Linked DNA regions of Mus musculus: all the other regions are linked to region 7. The links are chromatin loops, found by intact Hi-C in ENCODE. Cell type or tissue: heart. All regions are shown on one strand.

Region 1 (4,000 bases), 160 kb before region 7:
TCACAGGTACAATCAGTCTTATCACATATGGAACATAGGACCACACTGCCCATAAATTCACAAACCACCACAGACAACTCTCTCTTCCATCTTTCCTTACTAACTTCTTTCCTCTTTTATATCTCCTTCATTATTCCCTTTATTTGTTTTCATGACAAGGTCTTGCTATACCAGACTAGCGAATCCATGATGTCCTTACCTCAACCTTCCTAATGGCTAGGATTGCAGACAGGTACCACCATACCTGAGCTTGCTTACATTTATTAAAAGATGTGTGGGAACAAGAAAGCTGTATCTAAGTTTGGGACTCTGCTGTATATATCTAAATAGAAAGGCTCAGAAATTCAAGGCCATATGGTAAAATAAATAAAACCCACCTGATACCACAAAGAAAATAGCAACCCTCCCTTAGTATCTGCTCCTGGGCTCTTCCTGAATCCCTCTCCCAGTGGCAAAGAAGACAGAGCAATTCTATTTTTATCTGAGAAGATAGCTTTGGTAATGCATTACCTGCTTCAGTTCCTTGACCTCATCCTTCAAGGCATAGACAGTATCAACAAGGCTCCTAAAATATACAGAGCAAATTTATAAATGAATGGTTGGTACTGAAGTGCTGATAAATAAGGAGCCTACCATTCTATATAAATACAGAGATGGAAATATCAGTGGGTTTCTACTTGATGGGGAGAAAGAATGACCCACATCCTTTCTCTTCATAGGAGGAAACCTCTCATCACATATGCTCATTTCAACACCATGTTACAGCATCATTTCTATACTGCACAGTTCACTTCTCAGTCCCAGCTCATGTGACCAGAACATAACAGATTGCAACAATGAAATGTGTTTTCTTTTTCAATTTGAGGACATGGTAGACAAATTTGAAATGATATATTTAAAGTATAATATTTAAAGTATACAGCTTTGGTGTGTTTGTCTTATGAAATTATGTCATAAATGAAATTATTATCACAACCATCACCACATGTATTTATAGCTACAATTTGTGTGTGTGTGTGTGTGTGTGTGTGTGTGTGTGTGTGTGTGAGAGAGAGAGAGAGAGAGAGAGAGAGAGAGAGAGAGAGAGAGAGAGTATTGGGAACACAGGAGGTCAATGCTCTTAGTAAATTTCAAGTTTAAAAAAATATTGCTATAAAAAAAAAAGCCGGGCATAGTGGCGCACGCCTTTAATCTCAGCACTTGGGAGGCAGAGGCAGATGGATTTCTGAGTTCAAGGCCAGCCTGGTCTAGAGAGTGAGATCCAGGACAGTAGGGCGATACAGAGAAACCCTGTCTTGAAAAACCAATATATATTGCTATTAATTATAGTCACTGTTAGATAGACTAAAACTTACCTATCACCCTATACAAATGAACATTAAACTTTTTTTTTATCACCATCACCTATTTCTTCTACCCCCTCCAAGCTTCTGGTCTATTCTGCTCCTATGAGTTCAATTTTTAAAAGAGTCTCATCCTTTGGTTTTATTGCTGCAGCTTTAGAGTAGGGGTAAATATTACTTACAATATAATTAAAGCTATGCTATCACAAGACCCTATATATGCTACAATAGCCATGCTATGGTATTACTCTTTATTTAGCTAACCTTTCATAACAGAGAATTAGGACATTAAAAAAATAATAATTTTTAAAAAATGATGATGAAGTTCCCTGGTTAGTGGTGGCATTCCTTGTTTCTCGATTTCTTCCAAATCAAGGAACTTTCAGATCAGATTTTAGTTGGGGATTTTTTTTTAAGATTAATTTTTATGTTTGATGTGTGCGTTTATGTGCATGTGAATGCAGGTACTCAAGGAGGCCAGAAGAGGGCGCCAGATCACCTAGAACTGGAATTTCAAGCAGTGTGAGCTAGGTGCCCTACCTGTGTCTTGTGAATTTAACCAGGGTCCTCTGAAAGATCAGCTGGTGCTCTTAACTACTGAATCATCTCTCTAGGCCCTAGGTTTTCGTTTTTATTCTGTCACTTACTGTCATTTTGAACATGTGTAACCAGTTTTCTTTTTGTCTTGTCATGGCTACTACTTACTTTATATATGAAATAAGGATAATACTACATCCCTTGCAGCCTTCACAAGGCTAATGATGACTACTATATCAATAATAATGTTCTTAATAACAATAATTACTATAGATGGGCATACATTTTTGAGTGCTAACCTTTATAAAGGTTATAAAACATTTTGTGATCAAAAAATAACACAGAAAGTATCTCCATCACTCACATTTTACAGATGAGGAAAACAAATTCAGAGAGGTGGAAGAGCTAGCCCAGGGTGACACTAACAATAGCCCAGGCAATAACCCTGACAATACACAGCAAATTGAGAGAAGAACTTGGACTCTAGCCTGTTCTCTTGAGCAGGACTATGTATGTGCAGCATCCCTCCACGGCCTTTGCATCAGCTCCTACCTCCAAGTTCCACCCTTGTTTGAGTTCCTGCCCTGGCTTCCCTAGACGTTGGAGAGTGACCTGAGAGTTGTAAGCTGAGATAAACAGTTTCTTCCTCCAACTTGTTCATGGTTATAGTGTTTTATTATAGCAACAGAAGCCCTAAGACAGGATGTCATGCCTACTTTAGGCCCCAGACATGTCAAGAAAGCAACATTCTCTACTCACTTCTCTTCAATGATGGTCTGCCCATTACTTCTGGTTTCTTCAATAATGAGTTTCTCTTCCTCGGGGAGTAGAACTTGTGGAACAGAATCTTTACGAGTACCTGTAAGTGATGATCACGATCATGTAAGATGGGGTAGGGAGTTATCAGAGGCAGACCTAGGTATTTGTTCCTTTCTATTGTAGTTACAGCAGAGACATTCTTCATGCCCTTGTACTCAAAGGGCAAGCATGCCACTTTTACACTTCCCGATAGGGGACTCTAAATGACCAAATGACCTTATTTTGTCTTCAAGAAGGGGAACTGATGTGGTAGGAGTCCCAGACTTTTCTGTTTTCCCTTTCCCAGAGCAAAGAGCTCATCACTGATCACCCAGTCTCTGCATGCCTCCAAGAGTCACACAGCACATCCCATGATCACTGGGAATTCTTTAATTTCAGTGAAGATCGGGCTGAGAGGCAGCACTGCTCTGGGGTACAACACGGCAAAACGGGCTGCAGAAGCAGCACTCGTTCCTTCCATGGTCCTCTAGGAAATGCAGAGCAGCCTAAAGCTATTTTGGTGGTGGGTACAGTGGAGATGGGAGATTATCTCAGCAACAAAACTCAGGTTTCTTCACTTCTCTCTGCCCACACTGCCTCTCCAGCCTGGCAATCTAGATCCTTCCTCTCTGGGTTCAGAGACATAATCTTTGGTCTGTCTAAGCCACTGTCTAGGTCACTGTTTTGGAAGAGTATCCTGCACAGAGGTATACATTCACTGCTTTCCTTGACCACTTCCATTTCCCCAGAGGGAAGATGTGTTTCCCTTTCTGTGTTCGGAGAATGGCCCTTCATCAGTATGCAGAAGATAAATGGATGGATAAAAGAAAGCCAAGAGCAGTCATTTCTAGGGAAACAGGACATTAGACTGGCCCATGATGCTGCTGAAATGTTGGCCACATCTGAGTGTCAAGCGGGATACTTCCTACATGTCCAAGGGAATGTAAGAAGGAGGAACAAAACTGCTCTTTTTCTTAGGGCAGATCACATGCCTGAGCTTTTACCTCTGAGTACAGGGCTAGACACCAAAGTAGAAAAACAAGTGGCTCAGAGGTGAGGTAAGGTCAGATTTTGTATGAGGGATGCTCTGGTGTCTCCTCGTCCCCATTTCCACCCTACCTTTCACAATAAAAACTTCTCTCACTCTCCTCCCCCAGCTCATCAAAACTTATTAGAACCGAGCATGCCAGAAGTGCAGCCAGGTTGCATCTGTGGTACACTGTCCCTGTTCACAGTGAAATGTATTGATTTCCACATCAAATGCTTTCCTTTTGTGACAGCCTGTGAGATGTGTTACTTTGTGTTAAGGCAGTCTCTTATGA
Region 2 (4,000 bases), 1.1 Mb before region 7:
GGCATGCACCACCACTTCCTGGCACAAACACTGATATATTAAACATAAAACTGTAAGGAACTCTGCTCTGTGAAAAATCATGCCAATAATATAAAAAATAAGCTACATACTGGGATAAATTATTTAAAACCTCATGTCCAAAAAAAGGATAACGTCAAAGGTATATAAAAGATACTTCAAAATTCTATTTAAAAACTGCATTAAATAACAGAAATATATCAGAGGTATTTTATGGGGGAAGTCAGCACATAAACTCATAAAAATATAACTCATTAGTGCTTACAGTGTTGATCCCAGCACATGGGAAGCAGGGGCAGGCAGATCAATGTGAATTCAAAACAAGTTTGGTCCACAAAGCAAGGTCCAAGCCAGGCAGACTACATAGGAGGACAATGCTTTAGAAGTACAAATCAGAACTATATTAAGCTAATACATACATAGTATGATAAAGGCTAAATTAAGAAACACTGCTGACACTAAATGCTGGTAACCATGAAGAAAAACTGACTTATTCATACATCACTGACTGTAATATAAAATGCTATATTCATTCTGGAAAATAATGTAACCATCCCTTATAAAATTAAATCTCCAACTCTGTTCTGTGAGACAGTGTCTCACTATGTAGTGTTGGCTGACCTCTGCCTTCAGCGTGTTGGGATCACTCTAGGTTGGCATCACTATTTTGATGATATTACCATGTGTCAGTTTGGGCAGGCTACAGTAGCCAAGGATCAAACAGTTATCTAAGTACTTTATAGATTGATCCGTCCACAATTAACTGACTAAAGTAAAAGATTAAAGAAGAAGACTTCTCATAAGATAGATGGATCTCATGCAGTGAGTTAGAGAACAAATGAATTGTTCTAGAGAAAGGAGAAATTCTGCCTCAAGTTGCCAACATTTTTGCTTCTATTACAGGTTTCACCCTGTCAGCTTGCACAATAGGTTTCAGGCTTGACAACCCCATAATCACATAAATCAACTCCTTAAAATAAAGGTCCCTATATGCATAAGTATACATATGTTTATATGTGTATGGTCCTGTATTAGTATGTATTCATATTTCAACAGCTATGCATGCATTAGTGTGCATGGGCGTGTGTGTTCGTGTGTGTGTGTGTGTGTGTGTGTGTGTGTGTGTGTGTGTGTGTGTGATAGCCTTCCAGTCCTGTTTTCTCTGAACAACCCTATCTGAATCACATTTTAGTACTGAGAGTGGTTCTTGGGAACAGAATCTTAAGGTTAGATTCTTTGCACTGTTTCTTTAATCTGACTGCAGTGACTCAGTTTCCTGAGTGAAAGAAGACCGTCTGTGATATGATAAGAAATATAGGTAAGTGAAATGTCAGTATTAGGTAATCTTAGCAAAATACTTATGAAAGGTTAAGATTTGAGGTGATCACATACTGGGCATCTTAGAACATTTTATTACAACTGAGGAAGGAACAGGATGAGGCTAGCTAGTTGTCTTGACTGAGCTAGAGAAAATGAGAACAGAAAAACTCTGGTATTCAAATTCCCAGATCCAACAGCACAACAATAACCAGGAAGCTTCCATACGTGCTCCAAAGGAAGCCCTTATCTCCTGTAGCCACGGGCTAAAAGCTGAACGGAATGACTCTTCATAAAGGCACTGATGGAAAAGGAAAGCTATTCTGTAACACTGGGATGTGGACTTAAGGGAAGATCCTGCTAAAACTGTGGATACCGAATCTCTAAACTCTACTGAGTCTTCTTGGACAAGAAAAAAAAAAAAAAAACAAAAACAAACAAACAAAAAAAAACCTTTCAAGCCAGACACTCAGGCCTTTAATCCCATAACTCAGGAGGCAGAGACAGAGGCAAGCAGGTCTCTTAGAGTTTGAAGACAGTCTGCTTGGTCTATTTAGTGAGTTCCAGGACACCCAGAGGTCTATAGAGATAACTTGTCTCCTAAAACCAAACCAAACCAAACCAAACAAAAACAACAAAACAGTATCTCTCTGCCTGTTTGAGATGAACCCTGAAGAAACTTTAATGGCTTCTGTTAGTCAGTTGCTTGGCAAGGCAATGATGATTTGCCTCAGTATTTCCCTCATAGACAACCTTGCTTATTTCTAGACTGAAAAATGGTCTTAAATTCTAGCAGCCCTCAAAAGGTGAGATACAAGGACAAAATATGCTACAGTTAAAGATCAGTTTGCTTTCCAACTCAAACACACAAATTTATACACTGTGAGCAGATGTTAAGAGTGTGGGACAGGTCCTGGGGAGATGGCTCAGCTGTTAGGACCACTGGTGGCTCTTGCAGAAGATCAGGTTCTCTGAACTCATCTTTTGTGTGGCTCATGACCACTCCTAACTCTAGTTTTGTGGGATTTGCTGCCCTCTTCTGGACTCTTTGGGCAACAGGCATGCATGTGAAGGACAAAAACATTTAAACACATAAATAAATGAATAAATATATAAATAAATCTAAAAATAATATGTGATTATGAATGACACCATTTCCCCTGCACTCTTTTCTCCCTCAAAATCATCCCATGTGTCCCTCCTTGCTTTTCTTTTTTTTTTTTAAAAGATTTATTTATTAATTATATATAAGTACACTGTAGCTGTCTTCAGACACACCAGAAGAGGTCATCAGATCTCATTACAGGTGGTTGTGAGCCACCATGTGGTTGCTGGGATTTGAACTTCGGACCTTCAGAAGAGCAGTCGGATGCTCTTACCCACTGAGCCATCTCACCAGCCCCCCTCCTTGCTTTTCATTCAAATTTTAGAGCTTCTTTTTCTTTGTTGATACAAAAAATTATTATTTTTTAAACCAAAACTTCACAGTTTCAAAAAAAATTGAGATAAAGTGGGAGGCACATAAAGTTGGATCAAGTTGAATGTACTGATACTGGGCCAGGGCACAGTGATTCTGAACTTAGTGGTAAAACTCAAGGAGTTAGAAAGAGCTGGAGATATGGGCTGGAGAGATGGCTCAGTGGTTAAGAATACTGACTGCTCTTCCAGAGGCCCTGAGTTCAATTCCCAGCAACCACATGGTGGCTCACAACCATCTGTAATGGGATTTGATGCCCTCTTCTGGTGTGTCTGAAGACAGCAATGGTATATCCATGCACATGAAATAAATAAATCATTTTTAAAAAATAGCTGGAGATATTAGCTCAGTGGAGCTGTTGTTTAGCACATGCAAAACTGGGTTCAATGGCCAGGACACCATCTCATTCATCTGTGGAGTGAGAATTACTGCCAAAAACTATTGTAAACAGTACATGGGGTGTAGAAAGAAGTCTAGTCGTTTCACTGAAATGTGAACCAAAGGGAAGCTTGCATTAAATATAGTAGAAAGGATTAAGCAGCCTTGGTATACTATATACTAAGGCTTAGGGAGAGTAGAATGTTAAAGATCTAGTTACCCAACAGGCAGGTTTTTAAAATAGAGCCCCCCACTCTCCCAGCCCCCAACCCACCTCATCTCCTCTCACTAACTAAACCTCTAGGAACTCTGTGGTTGTTTCTCTGCAGATCAAAAAATTCAGTGGGAACTGCCACACACCCCTGTCCCCCCACCCCCTTGTAAAGCAATGGAGGAATTGGGGAAATTATTAGGGTGGCATCAACCAAGTGAAGATATTTATGTTGTTCATCCTACAGTTATTTCCCCACTTCCCAAATGTTTAGTTGGAATAGATACTCTCATCAGAATTTCCACACCCTTACCTTTACCTGTACAATGAGCACTATTGCAATGGATTAACCCATGTGGAAACCATTAGAACAGACCTCATGTGGTAAATACTAAAGCAACACCAGTGTTCCATTCCTGAAAGAGTTACAGAGATTGGCCTCACATTACGAATTTGAAGCATGACCCTCACCATCTTTCTATTTTGTTTGTTTGTTTGTTTGTTTGTTGTTTGAGGCAGGGTTTCTCTGTGTAGCCCTGGCTGTCCTGGAATTCACTCTGCAGACCAGGCTGGCCTCAAACTCAGAAATCCACCTGCCT
Region 3 (4,000 bases), 68 kb before region 7:
ATTACAATAATCATAATAAAGTAAACATTCTAAAAGAATCTGTGTAAAGCATATAAATGACTTAACCCAACAGCTCCCTCTCCTTCCGTCTGCTTCTCCGTCTCTATAGTTCAGGTTGCCTGAAACATGATGTACCTCAGGCTTCCCTCCAACCCAACAATCCTTGTGCTCCAGCCTCCCAAGTGCTGGGATTACAGGCTTGTGCCACTACACTGTTTAGTATGTCTTTTCTTATGGTCTCAGCAAATGCTTGACGTGGCTAGATTGCTAAAATGTGAATAAACTAGAGAAGTGCTTCTCAACCCTAGATGCAAACCAGAATCACTTGCATAGTTTTCAAAGTACATACACTTAATGTTTTGTCCCTTTAGTGACCTTTCTGGAGGTACTTCCTAAAGCAGAGTATATACATACCCTATGACCTAGCGACAACTTTATTGCTATACATAAGTTCAACAGAAATGTTCTTCAGGAGATACCCACAAAGATATTCATAGCAACATTGTTCATTGAAACAACAACAACCACACACACACACAACCCCTGCAAACACTCGAAATGTCCACCAGTGAGTAAATAGAAAAAGACAAAATTTGGCATATCCATACAATGGAATACTGTTCAGCAATAAAATAATAAATAAAACAGTAGTACCGACAACGTGCTAGTTATTCAAATATTATGCTTAGTGCAAGGTAGTTTATGAAAACAAGCACACACTTTACTATCCAGCTCATACACCTAGACAGGTAACCCACCACAGCACTCTGTTCTCTTAGGAGTCAGGTGCTCCTCCACAAGCAATCCTGACTGAGAAGGCACAAAAGGCACTCAATGGCACTGATAATGTCCTGGTGTTTAATCCAAATGAAAAGTATATGGGTGTATCAGTTTGCAGGGATTTGTCAAGGTAAATATTTAGGATATTTTCAATTTTTAGAAATTAATGTTACTAAACTGGCTTAAACATCTAAAAAATACCAATGCAAAAGCCTTCTATAAAACAAGTCAGGATCTCTGGTCAATGAGACTCTAATACTTGTGGTTTCAAAAGCGCCCCGAATATTTCTAATGTGTACTCATGTCTGAAAACCAAGTATTTCGATGTTCCGCTATGTTATCAGTGGCTCACTAGTGGCTACAACCTGGTTCAAGACAGGGCATGAGGTCTAGCTGACTATTCTACGTCTGCTTTGCACTGCCAGGGTACAGCATGAGCATGGATCTTCCCTAAACCTCAGTTTCCACCATTATGGAATGGGTACAATGCCACCTGCCTATAGGGATTATCGTGAGGATTAAATGAGATAATATACTTAAAGCATTCATCCCAAGGTCTAGAACATGGAAGTTGCTGGAGAAATGGTATTCAACTGTTTTCACCTTTGCAAACGAGCCCCTAAGAACAGTGATGGGCACATTGCTATAAATGAACCAAGCATTGTCCTCTCACTTTGGCCCCTGAACAAATTTCTAGAGGCTTAAGCAATACTCTATGAATGGTGTCAAACACGTTTTGGAAATTTCTAGGTCCTGGTGGCTCCCTCTAGCCATCCCTTGCTATCCCTGAAGATGATGGGAAAAGTGGTGGACCAGAGGGGGCGAACAAAAGCTCCCGGCCCAGCCCTCAGCCCTAATTACAGAGCGGAGGCTATGTGAGCAGAAGAGGCCAAAGCCACAGCTAACACAAAAACCAGGTAGTTCAGAGCCACAGGCCATGCATGCAATGTTTTTAATGAAACACTTTTGTACAAAGTATCACCTTTTAGAGAACACAAACAAGACTTAGGTAGGCCCCAAGCAAGAGCTCTGAGTTAGCTCCCAGTTAGCTCTTTGGCTCTACTACTAGAAGCGACTCTGCTTAACCAAACTTCTCTATTTCTTTGATCACTGGAAGAAATGCCTGCTCTCAAATGTCCTTTATAAGGGCATGGTGAGGTGGAATTTGAGATAAGTGGAAAGCATTCCAAAAGAGGAGGAGGAGGAGGAGGGAAAGGAGGAAAGAAAGGAAGAAAAAGAAGGAAAAGAAGGAAAAGAGAACTAAGGAAAAGTAGATGTAAGTACTAAAGACATGCAAGGTGAGATTTCTAGCTGCTGATTTACTGTATGCAAAACTTCAGCCATCCCTCAGCAACTGGCGTGGAAACAGCCCCTCTCTTGGTTTAACTGCTGTTCCAAGCATACCCTGCACCACATGGGCCTGGAGTGTGCTTATGTAAGAAGGGACTGCAGCGTTGCCTGGCATGTAGCACAATATTTTGCTTAAGAGAAATCTGCTCAAGTCCAAGGGCAGGCCCAGGCCTTACAGATTTGGGCAGAGGTGCTCTCAGTGGCGGAACGCTGAACTGTGGCTGGAGCAAATGATGTCATCAGAGATCCGTTTACCATGGTCAATGTCAAAATTAAGATAGGAAGTTCAAGGACAAACTGGATTTTTCCAGGCAAATACAAGTTCGAAAAGCAGTCTGGACTTTAGAATCTAACCTTTAAAACCAATACCTTAAAAACTTAAACATATGCCCAAATTTATCCTGTTCTGTGTGGCATTTTGGTTTATGGGAAGCTTTTATTGAAAAAAAAAATAGTTTCAGAGCAAAGTACATTCTTTGAGTATATTTTTACTCCCACTACACATTAAGAAGGGGGGCATATGAGTCACTCCTACATTCAAAACCAATAACAAACCCAAACTAAAAATATAAGATATTGAGAAGAAAGATATTTGAGGAGACAGAGATAAACTCGAGGGCTCTCTACTCCAGGGCTAAGAAATGAAATAGCTGGAATACCTGTTGGGTCCTTCAGTGAATAGAAAATGAATACTCTAAATCAACTACAGCTACACTGAATACCAGGCAGAGTCCATCTGAAAAGGACTCCTACCTATGACAGACTTGTGTCAAACATTCCCCAATGCAAGGATTGCTCCAGCTTGGGAGAGCATCAAATTAATATCAGAAACAGTACCGTTGACTTCTTGTTCTGGTTCGCGGAAGGGGAAAAGACAGAATCCAGTCTGCTATAAACCTTGCGGCCCGAAGCTGGACAGCCGCCCTTAAGTTTGGCGCGTCCTCACCCTTAGCCCTGGCCCCCGCCCCCGCTCTGGGTACGCAGACACGGCACCAAGGAGAGGCCCTGGCAAAGAACAGACTGGCGGCTAGGGCTGCAGACCTAGGCGGTCAATCCTAGAAGAAGGGCGGCTCCTCCTCTGGCTCCACCAGCCCCCCAACATCAGGCCCTTGTAGTTCCCCTCCCCCTGACCCCTTGCCCCCCAGGCAGGTCACCTGGCTTTGCTTGGTTGTCCTCCTGCTGCTCGTTCCCTCCAGCCTCCTCCTCGGAAGTGGCTCGCCCTTCAGAGTCACGGGGCTGCTGAGCGCCGCCAGCCCGTGCCAAGGCTGCGGGAAACACTGTCCCCAGATGGAGCTGGGACCCTGCCCCGCGCGGCTGCCACCAGGGCGAAACTGGAGAGCCCGCTGGTATGGCCAGCGGGGAGGGGCGGCTGCAACTTTGCTCCTGGACGCGTGAGGAGGGGGGAGCCCGTCTCCAAACTCCTTTCTGTGCCTCCAAGCTCCCCAGGCAAGGGATTTTATGTATTTATGTATTTATTTATGTATTTATTTTAATAAAGAGGGAAGTCAGGTTCTTGCCCTCAAGTTCTCTCTCTAGAGCACAGATCAAGGGCTACAGGAGGCGTGCCCCGGCGGGACGGCCACAGCAGGGAAGCTGGAGGCCAGTGGGAGCCTGGACCCAGGGTTCTTCCAGACCCAGCTCTGCTGCCTGGAGCCAGAACCAGGGAGAGAGAGCAGCCTGGAGAGACCGGGCCAGCAGAGGGGAAGCTATGACCCGGACCTGGATCGCAGAAGTAGGAACTGGAAGTGACAGCGGCGCAGGGCAGAGCAGCAGCAGCAGCAGCAGCAACAGCAGCAGCGGCAGTGGTTGTGGCGGTGGTGGCAGCAGCTGCCTCAGCACCCCAGTAGCCAAGGAAGGAGCAAAAGCCGAG
Region 4 (4,000 bases), 50 kb before region 7:
CCATTTATGCTAGCCTGTATTTTCAAGGATCTTGCATAAAGGGAATATACAGCATGGTGCTATTACTGGTGGTCACAATCTGGACCCGGTTTTTCCAGATTCTTGGTTTCTCAATCAAAGAACCGAAATAAGGGCTCCCATATATTTTGAAAGTAGCAAGGAGACTTTAATCAAGGTGAAGCCACAGTCCGGATCAAAGTAAGCACACTATCAAGATTGATAGCAGCCACATGAGTGAAGGCACTCAAGGGCTCAACATTATCAAAGTGGTGCTAAAGAGAGTAACATATCTCTACTGTTTAAAGCAGGTCTATGTGCAGCCTAAGGCAGATGGATGTGGGGGTCGCAGGTTGTCAACATGTTGCTAGGTGCATTATTAGCAAAGGAGGGACTTGCACACAACCCAAGCCAATTAGAGTCTCCTGTTTCTAAGCTATTTCTACGCTCACCCGTCTCAGTACTTTGTTTTCTGTGTTTTAACACCAACATTTTGAGATTCGGTGATGTAGTTGGGTTTATCCATAGTTGTATAAAATGATGAATTTACCTCTGTGGTTTTGGCTTGTTGTACTTATAAGTAAAATAAATATAGTTGAGCAAAATTTTAATTGGATTTGAGCCATGGCCAAATCTATGTAATAGAAATAAACAGAATGCAATTGTTGATACATTTACTTCCTCAGTGTGACCTATTTCAACACAATTTTATGTCATTTGGACAGCACCACAATTGCTCAGGCAAATTTTACTCCACAGGCAAACAAAGGCTGGCAGTATTATTGGGCTACTGCATATATTTTATGAGGACCAGTTAGGTCTGAATCACTTTAGGAATCTAGTTTAACCCAAACTAGGGTCATGGCCACTGTCCACGGGTTAAAAATCTGCCTTGTTTTGCTTTTTGTTTTGTTTTGTGTTGTGAAGACAAGGTTTCACTGTCTGGCCATGGTTAGCCTGGGACTCATGGCAATCCTCCTGCCATCACTTTAGTAGAGGATAGATGTGCCTGATCACTTCCATCTTTCTCCCTCAGTTTAAGCATTTAGCTATCACAAATGACTGTAAGTAACAGAAGAAAGGTGGAGAGGGCCACAAACCGGCACAGCAAGGCAAAAGAACGAGTTGTTAACATTGAAGTTTAAAAGTTACATTTGTTACAGAACAACATCAGGGCAGGCCACCTTCTAGGTGACGTGACTAATCACAGAGCCTGGGCTGACGTGGGAAGTAGGTGAAGATAACAGAGCTGATGAGCTGGGAACGAAGGTGAAAACAGATACTGGAGGTCACAAGAACAGAGCAGGCTTCCCAGAAGGGCCTGAGGAAAAAGACCAAAAGTCGAGCTTCACACCCTCTGCCCCACTGAATCTACCTCTTCTTAACCTAATGAATATTCCAGAAGACTCCAGGTAGCTAGTTTTATTTAATTTTGGTTTGTCTGTCTGTTTGTTTGTTTGTTTCTAGGGACATTCTGCTTTTTACAAAAAGGAGCTAGACAAGATGGTGGAAACTTGTCATCCCAGCACTTGGGAGGTAAAGGCAGATCAGGAATTCAGGGCCATTCCTGCCTGCATTGTAAGTTTGACTGACACCAGCATGGGTTATGTGAAACCCCTACTTTAAAAAAGAGAGATAAAACTCTTCAAAGGCTTTCTGTTGCCTAAAGCGGTGATGGACAAACAAGAATATGCACCATGGTAACCTCCTGGTTACAACAGAGAAAATGGAATGGGTGTAGAATTTGAGCTGAAACAAGTAGAAATTAAAAACCTACAGGAAATGAGGCATATGTTAGAGCTGGCTGATGGGTAGTTAATCTGGGACCTGGTATACTATTTTCTTGTCTGTTATACATTTGAAATATTCACAATTGACTTATTATTTCAGTTGTCACTTGTGAAAACAAAAGATCTGGTAGAACTATATCTACTTCAGAAGAACTGCACTGGAGTCTTCCACTTGACTCAGATGCAGACAGACCGAGGTCACACTTCAAGAAACAGCTTGCCTCCTGACCTTCTACTCCACTCCAATCCCTGGCAATGTCTGCTTGGTTATCCACGGGAACAACTCAACACCATGTCCACTCAGTTCCTCAGTTCTCAGAGTTTCTCTGACTGGGATTGATGTGGTACCTCTCAGATTGCCTTTATACATGTTCTCTCAATGGACCTGGGATTTTCAAATACATTTTGCCCTGCCATCTGGCATAGTGTTAGGTTCTATCACTGAGGGACAGAGACAAATAGGCCACATTACTTCCTGCTTCCTCAGGCTACAGACTCTGGCTAAGCCCCCTCCTCACACTCACCTTCTGTAGCCCTAGCTTCTCTGATGTATTGGGGGGGGTGACTGTTCCTTACCATTACCCCTGAGTGGTTCTGTAACAAGTGCCCCTGGTGAGACACCTCCCATGTGAACAAGCACCCCAGAGGAGCATAGTTTCAGGAGGATTGCGGACAGCTGATGTCGACCAAGCTGCACATGGTCTCTAACAAGGCCTGGTGCTCAGATATGAGTCAAGAGGTGGTTATCACAGTCCATGGGGCCCTGAATGTAGCATATTATATTCATCATATCAACTATCCTATATTAATCTGCTAGTCCTACATTCTTTTAGAGTTCCCTGTACTTCTTTTGTACACTGTATGAATTTTACTTCTAGCCAGTCCTTCAATACCCCAATTCTCAAATCTGTTACTGTTCGCATCTTATATTTGTAGCCTAGGTTAGTCTCAGACTTGCAAAGTGAATTGATTGAAGCTCAATCAGGATGGGGAAACCTTACAGTGATTTGAAAAGGGAAATTTTAACAGTCAAAATCAGGCATGGCGGACATACCTTTAATCCCAACACTCAGGAGGCAGAGGCAGATGGATCTCTGTGAGTTTGAGGCCAGCTTGGTCTACATAGTGACTTTCATAATAACCAGAACTATCCAGTCTCAAAACTTAAAAAAGAAAAAAAGAAAGAAGGAAAGAAAGAAAGAAAGAAAGAAAGAAAGAAAGAAAGAGGAAGGGAAGGGAAGGGAAGGGAAGGGAAGGGAAGGGAAGGGAAGGGAAGGGGGAAGGAAAAGAAAAGAAGTGCATCAAGAGGGGCTGAGAGGATGGCTCAGTGGGTAGAGAGACAGTACAGACATTGAGAACCTGAGTTCTCAGTGCTGGGATTATAGGGGCCAACCGCCATACCTACCCTTGTTTTTTTCTTTTTGAGACAAGATCTCACATAGTCAGGCTGGTCTTAAACTTTATGTCTAGTTCTGGGATTGCAAAAGGTATGCACCACACCTGGCTGTTAATTCTTTTTATGTGTGGTATGCATATGTGTGCACACATGTGGACAGGTGCACATTCCTACAGATATACTTGTGGAGGCCAGAGGTTGACTTCAGCTAGCAATCTCTATAGATCTCCACAATATATATTTTTTGAGATAAAAGTTCTTACTGAACCTGGAACCCCTTGTTTTGACTAAACCAGCTAGCCAGTAAGACCAGAAACTGCATGTCTCCAATTCCCAGGAGCTAGGGTTACAGGCTGTCTTACTTTGGTTCTCTGTTGCTGTGATAAAGCCATGACCCAAAGCAAGTGGGGAGCGAAAGCTTTAGTGCGTACTATGGAGGTTTATTATATGAGTTTGACTCCATCGTGAAAGGAAAGCAGAGCAGAAACCCAAGACAGAAACTGTAGCAAGGGCCAGAGAGGAACACTGTATCAGCCAACTTGCTTTCTCATACAACCCAAGAGCACCTTCCCGAATCATGAGCTGAAGCAGATATTTCCATCTCTCCCATATAATTTTCAGACCTTGCAGAGACCTCCAAATAATTTGTCATTTTGTCAAAAGAATTATATAACTTTGCATTCTCACAATGACATTATGATTTCCCATTGACCACTTGATAGTTCCATTTTCTGAAATCTTACTTACACCCACACACATGAACAAGAGAGAGGAGAGGGAGGATGGAGAGAGAGAGAGTAAAATTGTGTGGGTAGGC
Region 5 (4,000 bases), 57 kb before region 7:
CAAAAGTTGGGTCCCCATCATTCATGGAAAGGTTAGCAACTGCCTATAATCCCAATGCTGAGTAGGGGAGGGGCTTGTTGACAAAAAGAGCAAGCTTCAAGTTTACTGAGATATTTTATGGAAGGAAGGAAGGAAGGAAGGAAGGAAGGAAGGATCAAAAGAAATGGACAAGATGATTCTAAAACTCATCTGTACATATTTAGACTATTTCAAATAGTTTAGGTAACCTGGAAAGCATAGAAGAAGACACCAACATTGTCCATACATATGTACCCACAAAGTGTAAGTACATATCACACACACACATGGACAGAAACATGGATACAGGCGTGGACTGACTCTAACACATATCTATGAAGCTACAAAAGGAATGTGATAACCATAATATCTGATATTCTTTTATTCTAATGTTCATATCCTCTAAGTCTGATATACTTTTTAGTAAAATTTCTACCCAAAGTGGAAAGAACTTTTTTTGATTAAAAAAAAACATTTTAAGCATTTTTGCTTAAAGGAATAATCTTTAGTTATCAGAAAACCCCCAAGAGCTGCAGCAGCAGGAGGTGTCTCTGTTTCATCTAGTATTCTTAGAACTGCAAAGAAGCACAGTACACCTTCTGCCTATTTCGGCACAGAAATCACTGGCAACTTCACCATGTTTTTATCTGAAAAATTAAACATGAAAATGTCATGGTCTGCTCCTCAGTAGACAGCATCCTGTACATACTCTGAAGCCACATGGACCATGAATGCCAAGGTGGCTGATGGGGCCCCCGAACTGAGAAACAGGGAAGATTGGAATAAGATATTCTGACACAGATGTAACTTTACATTAAGGTTGGGTTCAAGAAAAAAAAAAGAGAGAAACAACAGACAGACAAACAAACAAAAGGCCAGTTTTGAGACAAGGTCTCATGTTGTAGTCCTGGCTGGCCTGGAACTATCTGTGTAGACCAAGATGGCCTGAAGCTCACAAAGACCCACTTGCCTCTGCCTCCCAAATGCTGAGTTTAGAGTTTTGCATCACTCTAGCCAGCTAGCTTGAAGAAAACTTTTGAAGAAAACAAAGTTCATCTGAGACAGCAGTTACTGATAATGCTGCTGCTGCTGCTGCTGTTGCTGGTAGTGGTGGTGGTGGTGGTGGTGGTGGTGGTGGTGGTGGTGGTGATAAATAGCTCCTTGAAGAAATATATGGCCCAGGCTCTCTTCCCAGGGTTTTACATATATTAATTCATTGAAATTTCAAATCATGCAGGTGCCACTAGTATTCCTATTTTACAGGTGGAGAAGCCAAGTTATAGAAGCATAGTAAAACAACAGATGTCACTAGTCAATGTCACTATAGTAAAATAACAGATGTCACTAGTCACAATGTCACTAGTGAACAATAACTGAGATTTAAACCCAAGAAGTCTAGCACCAGAGTCTATGCTCAAACTCCTACCACTTACCCAGACAATATTTTCTTAGTAATGTAAAACACCTCTGACCTGGCCCTGAGCTGAAGATAATACACAAATTATCGCATTCTTTTTAGGAGGTTGACTTTCTTAAGACTACAGAATTAAGCAATATCTCATTTGACCCTGAAACACCATGACAATGTGGTTAGTGCTGTGTCTCTTTCACAACCCAAAGGCTTATAGGAGGGCATGAAGGAGTGGCCCACGAATGATGGGGGTCCATTCCCCATACTACAAAAACAACATGGAAGCACACGAAAGGCGTGCCCTCCTTTTCAGTGAGATAATTTGTGCATGCACATGTAATACGACATAGTTTAATGTGGCTTGCGTTTTGATTTTGCTTTTTGCTGGTTTTGCTCTGGGTTTGGGGATTGAAGCCAGGGCCTTGTGCATTGCAAGCAAACCTCTCCCTCTGATCTGCTTAAGTACAGCTGTGACCTAAAGGCCAGCCAGGTTCTTATAGTGTTTCAAGGCCTCCCTTTGTTCGGAAGTGTTAATGGGCTTTAAAAGGCCATTTCTTTTTCTGTTTCTTTTATTGTTGTTGTTGTTGTTACAGCATTTCTCCCTTTCCTGTTCTTGCTCCAAATGTTCCTGCGTACCCCTTTCCACTCTCCTTCAAATTTATGGCCTCAGGCTGGCAAGATGACTCAACAGGTAAGATCACTGATCGCTCTTCCAAAGGTCCTGAGTTCAAATCCCAGCAACCACATGGTGACTCACAACCATCCGTAAAGAGATCTGCCGCCCTCTTCTGGTGTACTTACATATAATAAATAAATCTTTGAGCTGGAGTGAGCGGGGCTGACCAGAGCAAGCAGAGCTCCTAAATTCAATTCCCAACAACCACATGAAGGCCCACAACCATCTGTATACAGCTACAGTGTACTCATATACATAAAATAAATAAATAAATGTTTAAAAATTATGGCCTCTTTTCCCATTAATTGCTACCACATTGTATATGTATAAACATGTACATATATGTTCCTAAATACAATCTGCTCAGTCCATATAATGTTACTTGTATGTATATTTTCAAGGTTGCTCATTTGGGCCATTTCTTTTTGGAAGATTAATTTTACTGCTGTTGCCAGTGACTCTCTGGCTGGCATTACCTCCATTAAGAAGGAAGCACATCCACACAAAGCTTGATCTCCTAGAAAGAAGCTGCATTTAAAAGTCATCAATTTTGCATTTTGTTGTTTTGTTATTTTCTTTTTGCTCTCTGTCTGTCTCTGTCTCAGTCTCTCTCTGAAAAAGACTTTCATGTAGCCTAGACTGGCCCAAAATTTAAATGTATAACCAAGGATGACCTTGACCCTCTGACTTCCATGTCTCCATCACCTTACTATTGCAGAGTATAGGTGTGTACCACCATTTCCAGTCAATAGTTTTGCTTTGTTTAGTATTAGGTTCTGAAAGACACTACTGGGCATCATCAATCTCCACTGGAGATTCTCTAAAGGGTTCTCTACCTCTATTTACTCTGTGGCTACTGGCAGCGAAAATCAATCCTTACATTTGCGGACTTTTTAATTAAGAGAGCAGAAAATAATGGCAACATCAAAGGCAAGACAAGTAAGCTTACTTCCACTTGAAGAGTTGCACATCCTTTCAGGAAGTCATTGATGTTGTCGATGCAGTCGGCCTCAGTTTGGGGTTCCAGACAATACTAAGGAAAGAGTCAAATGTCACTTGGAGATTGCTAAGCCATGACAAACCATCATCATATTCTTTTGCTGATAACTAGACACAGTTGGCTTTGGAAGGCAGAGGGCAGCCCTGCTCTCCATCCAGGAAGAGAAGTAACCACTGAAGGAAGTGATGCAAATGCCTGAACGGTTGCTTTTTGTTTCAGAGGTCTCCAAGCCACTTCTACTTAAGGTTTTCTCATACCTTCTACTCGACTGTGGTGCTAGCAAATCGGAGAAACTAAGAGACACGGACACACGGACGGACACACACACACACATTGATGCAGTCGGCCTCAGTTTGAGGTGTGTGTGTGTGTGTGTGTGTGTGTGTGTTTGTGTGTCTGCGTATGTATATATAAATATATATCGTTTAGTCCTGCTTTTGCCTGAGGTTACTTTGATCACCTCCCTCTACTCCTCATGATAATTTGTTCATATTTCACTATGTCTAAGCATCACATTTTTTATTATGTCTCTCTGTATCTTATCAGTTTAATCACCATTTCTCACATTTGAAAAATTATAAGTAAATCTACTTGTTCCATAAACATAGAACTGATTCCAAAAGGCAAAAGACCCTTATTTAAGTTATGTGCACAATGACCTTAAGAAAAGAATCATAAGTACTCTATCTTTAATGACACAAAAGCACCTACTTTAGAAACTGTCCACTGTCATAACATGGGCTTCTAACCTCAAAACTCTTGAAGTTTTTTTAAAGCAAGGTTTAGTTTCACTTTGAATGCCCATTGCCTTCAATGCATAGAGTTGGTTTCTCTTTGGTTTTGGGGGAGTTTTAAGTAACATTGACACTTGTGAATAGACTTTTCTTCAATGAAT
Region 6 (4,000 bases), 800 kb before region 7:
TATAGTTAGCCTTATCTTTATGAATTAGTTTATGCTTGTCAAGGCCTGTCTTATCACCTTAAGTAAGTGACAGATGGCAAATATGAAACCGAAAGAACTAAGCATAATTTTTCATTAGTATAGAAACTCTAGAAATTTTGAAACTGTTTCTTTCACTAAGTAGTCAAAGAAGTCATAACTATTTAACAATCAATAGGACTACAAACATTTTCAATGCTCAATGACCCTGCCACTGCATAGTGAAGCCAAAGTGAAAACTGGTATGGAAATGTTCCTCTTCAGTGCAGTGATGTAACTCGAGTTCCAGGACTTCAATTTCTGTCCTTGCTACTGCTTAATTCTGCTGCTGCCTTCACTTCTGCAGGCTGCAAGGGACTGAAGGCTGCGATCAGGATCTAGAAACTGGTAACCCCAAGTCATACATAGCACCAGCTTTTCTGTTTACTACAATTTACTGTACCTCATTCAAGACATCCTCAGCAACTCCAGCACTTACTTCAATTGCAGAATGTTACAATGGGAAAGTGAACAGAGTTGCACTGCCTCAGTTTCCTCTGTGGCAAATGGGAACGTGAAAGGTGAACAGGGTTTATTTCGTGTATGAACAGTGAGAGCTCTGCTATATCAAAGGTCACTATGGCAGAGATGAGCATGCTCCAGCACCATAGGATGCTATCTGCTGCCACAATTTCCCATGACACAACTAGTGTCAAAGGTAAATGGCAGTCTTTTGCCAGCACGAGCAGTGCAGAGGTCTTGCTTCAGTCCACAAGGCATTCTTAGCACTTGAAAAATATAAAAATCCAAAATCTTAATTCTACATCAAGCAGGACAATATTATTCTAGATGAAGTAGGACAATCCACTTCTAGATTAAATAGGACAATCCCTAATTCATAATGTACTCTAGACTTAAAATGACTTGTGTGAATGTATTGAGTCTGCTTAAAAAAATATGCAGGCAGAGTATATTTGAACTTACAGAGCCTGTAAGGACAGGGATAAAAGCAAAATCAATCCAATATCATATGCTGTTTGGATTAACCTTTTAATGACACACTTCTAGCTAACTTTCTTGTTTGAATGAAGTCTACTCTGGAAATTTAAGACTATCTTCAGCTAGGCATTTCTTCACTGGGAAAATGAGGCTGTTGGAGTTCAAGCAAGGGCCTTACTTGCTTTGTGACTATAGTAGAGCCAAAGCTTACTTCGAAAATAACCAGTACTCCAGTGTATCCTATTCTCCTCCAGGACAGTGCTTCACAAACTATAAATCACCCAGGGATTTATTAAAACGAATATTCTGATTCAACAGTTCTGAGGTGGAGCCTGAGTAGACACTAACAAGGTCCCAGGTGATGTCCACGATGCTGCTCTACTGACCACACTATGAGCAGCAAAGCTCTAAGGCACTTTCCCCAGGGTCCCACCAAATTACTACTCCCCATGAACATACATACACACATACATACACATACACACACACACACACACACACACACCTTTGGAACATTCACATTATCTTACTGCAATTATTTGTTGGCCCACTAGTTTTTCCACTAGTCTAAGAATTCCCTTAAAGGAATCAAGGAACCTCTAGCACCTAAAAGCAGAAGCAACTTCAATTATTGATCTGAGAAAACAAACAAAAACAAAAAACAAAAAAATACAAAAATAAAAACCCACCATACAGCACCGTTATCATTTGCCCAAGGTCACACAGATTTAACAGTTAAGCAAAATGTTAACAACCAACCTTTTAAACCAGTCCACTGCTCTTTCCCCGTGTCACAGTGCCTCCCTGAGGCAAGCGGTCACTTAACTTCTCCGTCTTTGCCTGGACAGCAGAGTGGCCGGGATGCTGTCTAGCTAGCTGTCACGATGCCACATGCATGCAAAGTTCTCAATTCCACACTTTGTCTTAGCTACCTAGGCTGCATATGGCATGTCGTGTCTGGAGTTCTGGGACAGAGTCCCGGTCTGAATTCTTTCTCAAACCTCAGCAACCTCTTCTGGCCGTCCTGCAATCTAGGTGTTCCTCAGCCATCTGATCTCAAGCCCTCCGCTGAGGACCCTGCACGGCTTTACTTAGTCACCCCGACCTAAAACGGCTCTCCTGCACTGGGTTCAACAGTCCCTTAGGGGAGCGCCCCCACAGCCCCTGGTGTCCCCCACGCGAGCGGTCCCAGTCCCTCAGTTACTTACGCTGCGCAGCTGAAAAGGCAGCGTGGGCTAGGGCAAAAAGCCCGACACCTACAAGCCCCTTCCACAGCGACGGCGCCATGATTCAGAAGGAGCGGCAGCCCAACAAAAGGAGACGAAGGGCGGCAGAGGTACTCCTCCTTTCACCGGCGGGCGTCCACGCGGCGCAGGAACATGACGTCACCAGAGCCCTGGGCGCGAAGTGCCGGCGGTGGCCAGACCCAGAGAGCCGCCGAGAGAACGCGGAAAAAGGAATGCCGGGAAGAAGGGGACAGCGACACGGAAAAAGGGCCTGAGGCCTCCTCTGCGACTGCGCAGTGCAGCTTCCCGGAGAGAGGCAGGGCTGAGTTGGGGGCGTGAAAGAACAGGCCGAGCGAGACCAATGGGGAGACGAGGTAGAGCGTCCGCAAATACGCGCCGGATTTGGAGAAGGGGCGGGACTTACGGAAAGGCCTGGGAGGAGAAGAAGGTGGGGCTGGTGGCGTTGCTAAATGGCTGTGGGCGTAGAACTCGAAAGCCTGGTACTTGGTATTTGATAATTGGTTAATTGATTTGGTTTTCCTCCCAACAGAGTCCTTTCCTTTCACTAAGTCTTTCTTATGCCTCTGGCCTCAGAAACGGTTACCGAGGCAGGTTGCAAGGGCATCAACGTGAGGAAGTAAATAAAGTGTAGAGAGTAACTTGGGGGGTATGGAGCCCTGAACTCTCGCATGTTGGGGACGCTCAGAGCATTGGTTCAACATCTTACCTTTCTGCTTTACGTTTCTATGAGCAAGATCCACACAAAAGAGAGTGTAGCACAGCGGGACTGTTTTGTCATGAAGAAAGCTAGAATGTATGAAGGGAGAATAAAGGGATGTTGGAAACAGTCTGATGAGCACACAACTGTAACCTTTCTCCATTTTTATCTTCATCTCCTAAAATGTAGGCATTCAGAAGGAGAGTTTTTCCTGGATCTCTTTTCGCTCTACTCTCAGCAAGCTCATTAGTTCATTTCCACTTCAGACCAGCTTAGTTTTTCCAGTGATTCCAAATCAACAACTTTACCTCAAATACCATAACTCCTTAGCTCCAGATCAGCATTCCTAGCTACTCACTGCTGAGTATTCATTTGCGTGTGAGTAAACCCTGTGGGCACGACATTTTTATGGCCAAAGGTAACTCACACCCTCAACTCTATATAAGTTACTTCAGTGCCCCTGGCTGAGTGGCACAGCTTTGTTGATGTCATATCACAAAATAAGTGTGAAGCCTGATTACCATTCTTTCCCATCAGTCTCCAAAGAACTGTGTCATCTGAATCAGTTGACTCACCAGTACCTGGTCAGTACTGCTGGTCCTTACCATGCCTTTGAAAGTTGAAGCATTCTCAGGTATGATCTCCTTATTCTATTCTGACTTTATATCATCTTCTAAACGATGTTATTTCTTTATTATGTTTGTTGGGTTGCTATTGTTTGCTGCCTCTCTTCCCACTCTAGGATGGGAGCTGCAAGAAGACAGCTTTCTCCCTCTCTAGAACATTGTCAAACAGCAGGCATTGCATACAAACATGTTGGATGAAGGGTGAACAACTGTTGGTGAAGAACAAAGAGTGTTTTTATCACTGAAAAGATCTTTACAGAGATTCAGTCTAGTTCTTAAAAGCCTGTGGTCTTTTGGTATGCTTAAGTTTCTTCAAATCTGAAAAACTGGATCCCATCACATTAAGTCATAGTCATCACTGTTCTCTGGACCCTCTACACACAGTGCTTGATCCATAGCAATTGCAGTAGCATATATTCCTTACAAAAGGACAA
Region 7 (4,000 bases):
TGCATGCATACACAAAATAAAAATTTCAGAGCTCTGCTGGACTGAAACTTAGATAACACTTTTTAGTTATTTTTGTCACTAAGAAACACCTTTTTATTAAGCAGACAATCATACCTTTCCATTCATGTCTCTGGCAGCATCCTTTGCATCTGCTGGGCTTTCAAAAGTGACAAAAGCGAATCCTCTTGACTTATTCGTTTCTCGGTCCTTCATCAAAAGAACTGAAACAGTTGGGGGGGTGGGGTTTAGTTTCATTCAAACAAAGATAATCAGCGCACATCTGCGAGAAGCAAGCTCAGAACTTCTTAGAGGACAATGCATTTATCATGTCGGAAGATCAGTGGATTCAAATTCATCACAGCTTGTCTTTTAATTTTATTAATATATCATACGATTTTAGATAACTCACCTTCCACTATTCGTCCATATTTGCCAAACACTGCCTCAAGGGCTTTCTCATTCGTCTCTGTATTAAGCCCACCAATAAAGAGCTTTCCTGGGCGATCTGCTTCAACCATTTTTCCTCTTAACCGATGGGGGTCTGCTGAAAAATGGTATTATTATCTCTCTGTAGAAAGTCCCCAAAGTTTATTGAACAGCTTAATTATGGCTCATGTTTTGTTAAAATCTTTATTCTTTAGTAACTAAAGATACCAATAAACCTCAAGTGTGGTAGAAAATCAATTGAAATACTTTGGCTAACAGTGCAGCGCAATTTTCATTAACAGGGTTAAAAGGGCCTGCCTAATTTACCATCTTCATCTGCCCTGCTTTTAGTCAATGAAGAGCTACTCAACACTTAAAAAGGCTACTTTTAAATGTATTTTACTTTTAATATAAGATTGCAACCTTAGAGTGCAGGAATTAACAGAAGGGGGCCACCACACCTGGCTATGGTCTTGATCTCTTATCTTTAAAACATTCCGTTACCTATCAACCTACTTGCTATCCGCCCCACCGCCCCCAACCCGAAGCCAAAGGTATAAAAGACTTCCTATTCATTCAAGGTCACCAGCCAGACACACCAAGTAAGGAGCAAGCCCTTTCCACATTTAGATTCCCTAGTTAAGTTTAGGGACAAATCTCTACCTTAGGACAAAGTCGCTGCATCTAGCCCAACGAAAGATTGTTAGTTATCCGATCGAAAAGAAAAAGTGCCAGAGTCCGAAGATAACGGAACTCAGAATCACACACTCTTAACACTCTTTTCCAGTCCTGACACCTAATTAAGACTCATTAAAAACCGCGTGTTAAAGACAAAATGGCGACACTTGGAACGAACCCAGAACCACCAACAGCCTCCGGACGAACTAACTTTTGCATTGACAGTTGCAGCGAAAACTCAGAAAGCTTCCTCTCCTTGCCGCCAAGGACCAGAGGAAGCCTCAGAAGTCCACCAGCCTATCATTAGCACGGACGCTATTCTGGTGTTACTCCCGCGGTCCCAGCACGTCCCGCCCCACCTACAAAGCTGCGCCCTCCGCCCTCCCGCGACAGGGGACAGCCAAACCTCCGGGAGACGCACTCAGATAACTGACCCCATAATGTGCTGCTTCCACCCCTTCTGCTTTAAATAGGTTGACACCTTTGGGTGTCTTAAAATGGCGCCCGCCGCCACTATCTCCCGGGAAACAAATGACATCCAGCTCTAACAAGTCTGTATGGAAAACAGGCCAAGGAAAGGAAAGTCCTACCCGAGGGGACTGCGACGGTCTCAAGCTCCTCTGAGCTCGCCGACCGGACCTCCCGAGCAGCGCCGCACCAGTGACAGCTACCGATTTTCAGAACGGAACAGAAATGACGCTAGGACGACTGCGCAACGAGGGCGAACAAAGGAGACTGCAATCTTTATACTACCCGGGAACGAGGCTGAAGAACCCGGATGGAAATTAAGCTTAGAATTTGAAGCACGAAGGGAGGGGAGGGAGTGGTTCCCAGATTCTTCATTGGCTGTTCCCTTTGTCATTCACTAGTCACTCCGCCTCTTTCCTGTGTCTCTTAAAGTTCTGGCCGGTGCCGGATTTTAACCGTTTGCCCTGCCCCCATCCATTCTCCTCCAAGGCGCCTTTTAGCTTCGCTAAATATGCTAAAACACTGGACGGGATTTATTGACTAGAGAAGTAAATTTATTGAGCAACCTATTAGGTCAAACAAGGCGCAAAACTTTTACTTTTGCATGAAAATCCTAATTCCAAAAGCAATGTGAAAAAACGGTAGAATGCCAACGTTATAGAAATAAGAAACAAAGAAGTTTCGTTGATACTCAATAACTGGCTAAATTTTCTTGAGCAATAAGTAATACATTGGAAGAATCTGTTAAGTAAGTGTTAAGTGAAAACAGAACTTGATGACATTACAAAAATATCATTCATATAGAACGATTACTGAGTACCTACTTGATTTCTGTGCAAGTGAGACCAGAGTCAGGTGCCTCGGGGTTAAGACTGTCAAACAAAAATCCCTGACGATAGTTGGGAGTGCTTACCCACACATTTCATCCCAGTATTTGGGACGCTGAAGTAGGGCAGTTACGCGTTTCAGCACAGACTGGCTTTGTTAGAGTCTGTCTCAAACACCAAACCAAACAAAAAAAAAAAAATGCTACCAAGCATGCTTGAACTTTAAGTGAGCATTCTTAATTTGTTTTGTGTTTTGAGACAGTACCAGTCAGGCTGAGAGTGGTCTTGGAATTCACAGCTCTGATCCTGCCTCAGATTTCCAAGTGCTGGAATTACAGGCATGAGCTACCAGACCAGGTTCTGCATTCTAAATTTTTATCTGCTTGTGAAAGAAAAATAACAATTTAACCTAGAGGGGATTTTCTTTTCATTTCTTTTCTTTCCTTTTTCCTTTTTTCTTTTTCTGTTCCTGTCTGGCTGTCCTACAACTTGCTCTGCAGACCAGGCTGGAGATCCCTGTCTTTGCCTCCCAAGAAAAACGATTTTAGATACCAGCCTTTTATACTATGGATCATATTTCCTCATATGGGGTGATAGAATTGAATGTGGGCATAGTAGTAAAAGTGGCAATAATAAAAGGTTTCTGATACATAACAAAAATTCAATTCAAAATCAAATATATATGAGATATGTGGAAAGATTTATTAGAATGACTTACAGACTGTGGACCAGGTAATGCGACAATGACTGACTATGAACCCAGAAGTTCCTCAGTCCACGAGGCTGGATGTAGAGGCTGGTCTTCAGTAGATGCTAGAATCCCTAAAAAGTAGGCTCTAATGCCAGTGAAGGAATGCACTTGCTAGCAAGGTGAGAGCAAGCAGGCAAAAAGCAAAGGCTTTCTTATTCCAAGCCCTTATCTAGGACTTGGAAAGTATAGCACAGATTAAAAGTGGTTTTAGTACTCAGGATCTGGATTAAAGGTGTGTTTTCCTGCCTCAAGACCCAGATAGTCTTCCCACATCAAAAGATCTGAATTACAGGTGTGTCTTACCAGAAAGGTCAGGATAAGAAGTGGATCTTGCACTGAGTGTGGTGGCACACACCTTTAATCCTAGCATTTCAGAGGCAAGGCAGGCAGATCTAAGTTTGAGGCCAGCCTGGTTTACAGAGTGTGTTCCAAGACAACCTGGGCTACACAGAGAAACCCTGTCTCAAAACACACACTCTCTCTCTCTCTCACACACACACACACACCAAACACAACAAGTAGACCTTCCTACTTCAAATTAGGCAAAAATTCCTCATATACCTATGCCCTCCATTTTGGGGATTTTTAGTTGATTCCAGATGTTGTTAAATTGCCCCCCAAAGACTAGCCATTACACAAAGAAAGGAGAAGGAGTAGTTCAAGGGCAATGTTGAATACTTAATAATTTGATGTTAGCTATGGCTACAAGCAGCTTGGTCCTGTCCCCAAATGACTGCTCTTTGAATTTTAATCCACACAAACAAATGTTAAGAGATGAGCATTGGAGCACACAACCTTTAATTAGAGGGAACCCTAGGCAGGGGGATCCTTGTAAGCTCCAGCCCAGCCA

Evidence for each region. Hi-C counts contacts between places; a loop is a spot of excess contacts. Peaks named below come from ENCODE experiments on the same cell type or tissue, not always from the same donor. Only the 100,000 strongest peaks of a DNase experiment are listed, where the experiment ranks them.
Region 1: it touches region 7 in a loop (4-fold over the local background); 4 of 42 quality-filtered maps call a loop at or near these places.
Region 2: a loop joins it to region 7, with 5 times the contacts of the local background. A loop is called at or near these places in 2 of 42 quality-filtered maps.
Region 3: a loop joins it to region 7, with 4 times the contacts of the local background. A loop is called at or near these places in 6 of 42 quality-filtered maps.
Region 4: it touches region 7 in a loop (2.0-fold over the local background); 5 of 42 quality-filtered maps call a loop at or near these places.
Region 5: it touches region 7 in a loop (3.0-fold over the local background); 7 of 42 quality-filtered maps call a loop at or near these places.
Region 6: it touches region 7 in a loop (3-fold over the local background); 2 of 42 quality-filtered maps call a loop at or near these places.

The regions. Positions count from the first base shown.
Region 1 is chrX:57,234,347-57,238,346 of GRCm38, forward strand. Arhgef6 (Rac/Cdc42 guanine nucleotide exchange factor (GEF) 6) reads right to left here. Exons shown (of 22, transcript NM_152801.2): 20 at 2,640-2,739; 21 at 511-565. Among named protein-coding and RNA genes, the nearest start is that of Cd40lg, 24 kb to the left of the region's middle. In heart, a CTCF peak has its summit at 1,817 (motif pointing right); no DNase peak of the experiment used is centred here.
Region 2 is chrX:56,338,155-56,342,154 of GRCm38, forward strand. No RefSeq gene overlaps it. Among named protein-coding and RNA genes, the nearest start is that of Gm38625, 6.2 kb to the right of the region's middle. In heart, a CTCF peak has its summit at 2,382 (motif pointing left); no DNase peak of the experiment used is centred here.
Region 3 is chrX:57,322,828-57,326,827 of GRCm38, forward strand. The region is part of intron 2 of Arhgef6 (Rac/Cdc42 guanine nucleotide exchange factor (GEF) 6); the gene reads right to left. Among named protein-coding and RNA genes, the nearest start is that of Arhgef6, 14 kb to the right of the region's middle. In heart, a CTCF peak has its summit at 2,332; DNase peaks (open chromatin) are centred at 2,234, 3,424 and 3,824; H3K4me3 peaks cover 1,290 bases; H3K27ac peaks cover 975 bases.
Region 4 is chrX:57,340,949-57,344,948 of GRCm38, forward strand. No RefSeq gene overlaps it. Among named protein-coding and RNA genes, the nearest start is that of Arhgef6, 4.2 kb to the left of the region's middle. In heart, no CTCF peak of the experiment used is centred here; no DNase peak of the experiment used is centred here.
Region 5 is chrX:57,333,898-57,337,897 of GRCm38, forward strand. Arhgef6 (Rac/Cdc42 guanine nucleotide exchange factor (GEF) 6) reads right to left here. Exons shown (of 22, transcript NM_152801.2): 2 at 3,055-3,138. Among named protein-coding and RNA genes, the nearest start is that of Arhgef6, 2.8 kb to the right of the region's middle. In heart, CTCF peaks have their summits at 2,219 (motif pointing left) and 3,259; no DNase peak of the experiment used is centred here.
Region 6 is chrX:56,595,581-56,599,580 of GRCm38, forward strand. It overlaps Mmgt1 (membrane magnesium transporter 1), which reads right to left and starts at 2,364. Exons shown (of 4, transcript NM_146234.4): 1 at 2,205-2,364. The coding sequence starts at 2,283. Gm36239 (a long non-coding RNA gene) reads left to right here and starts at 2,612. Exons shown (of 3, transcript XR_386934.2): 1 at 2,612-2,722; 2 at 3,478-3,574; 3 at 3,683-4,000. In heart, a CTCF peak has its summit at 1,802; a DNase peak (open chromatin) is centred at 2,511; H3K4me3 peaks cover 2,009 bases; H3K27ac peaks cover 819 bases.
Region 7 is chrX:57,391,158-57,395,157 of GRCm38, forward strand. It overlaps Rbmx (RNA binding motif protein, X chromosome), which reads right to left and starts at 1,879. Exons shown (of 9, transcript NM_011252.4): 1 at 1,695-1,879; 2 at 410-541; 3 at 115-221. The coding sequence starts at 518. Snord61 (small nucleolar RNA, C/D box 61) reads right to left here and starts at 352; the gene lies at 291-352. In heart, no CTCF peak of the experiment used is centred here; a DNase peak (open chromatin) is centred at 1,914; H3K4me3 peaks cover 2,710 bases; H3K27ac peaks cover 2,066 bases.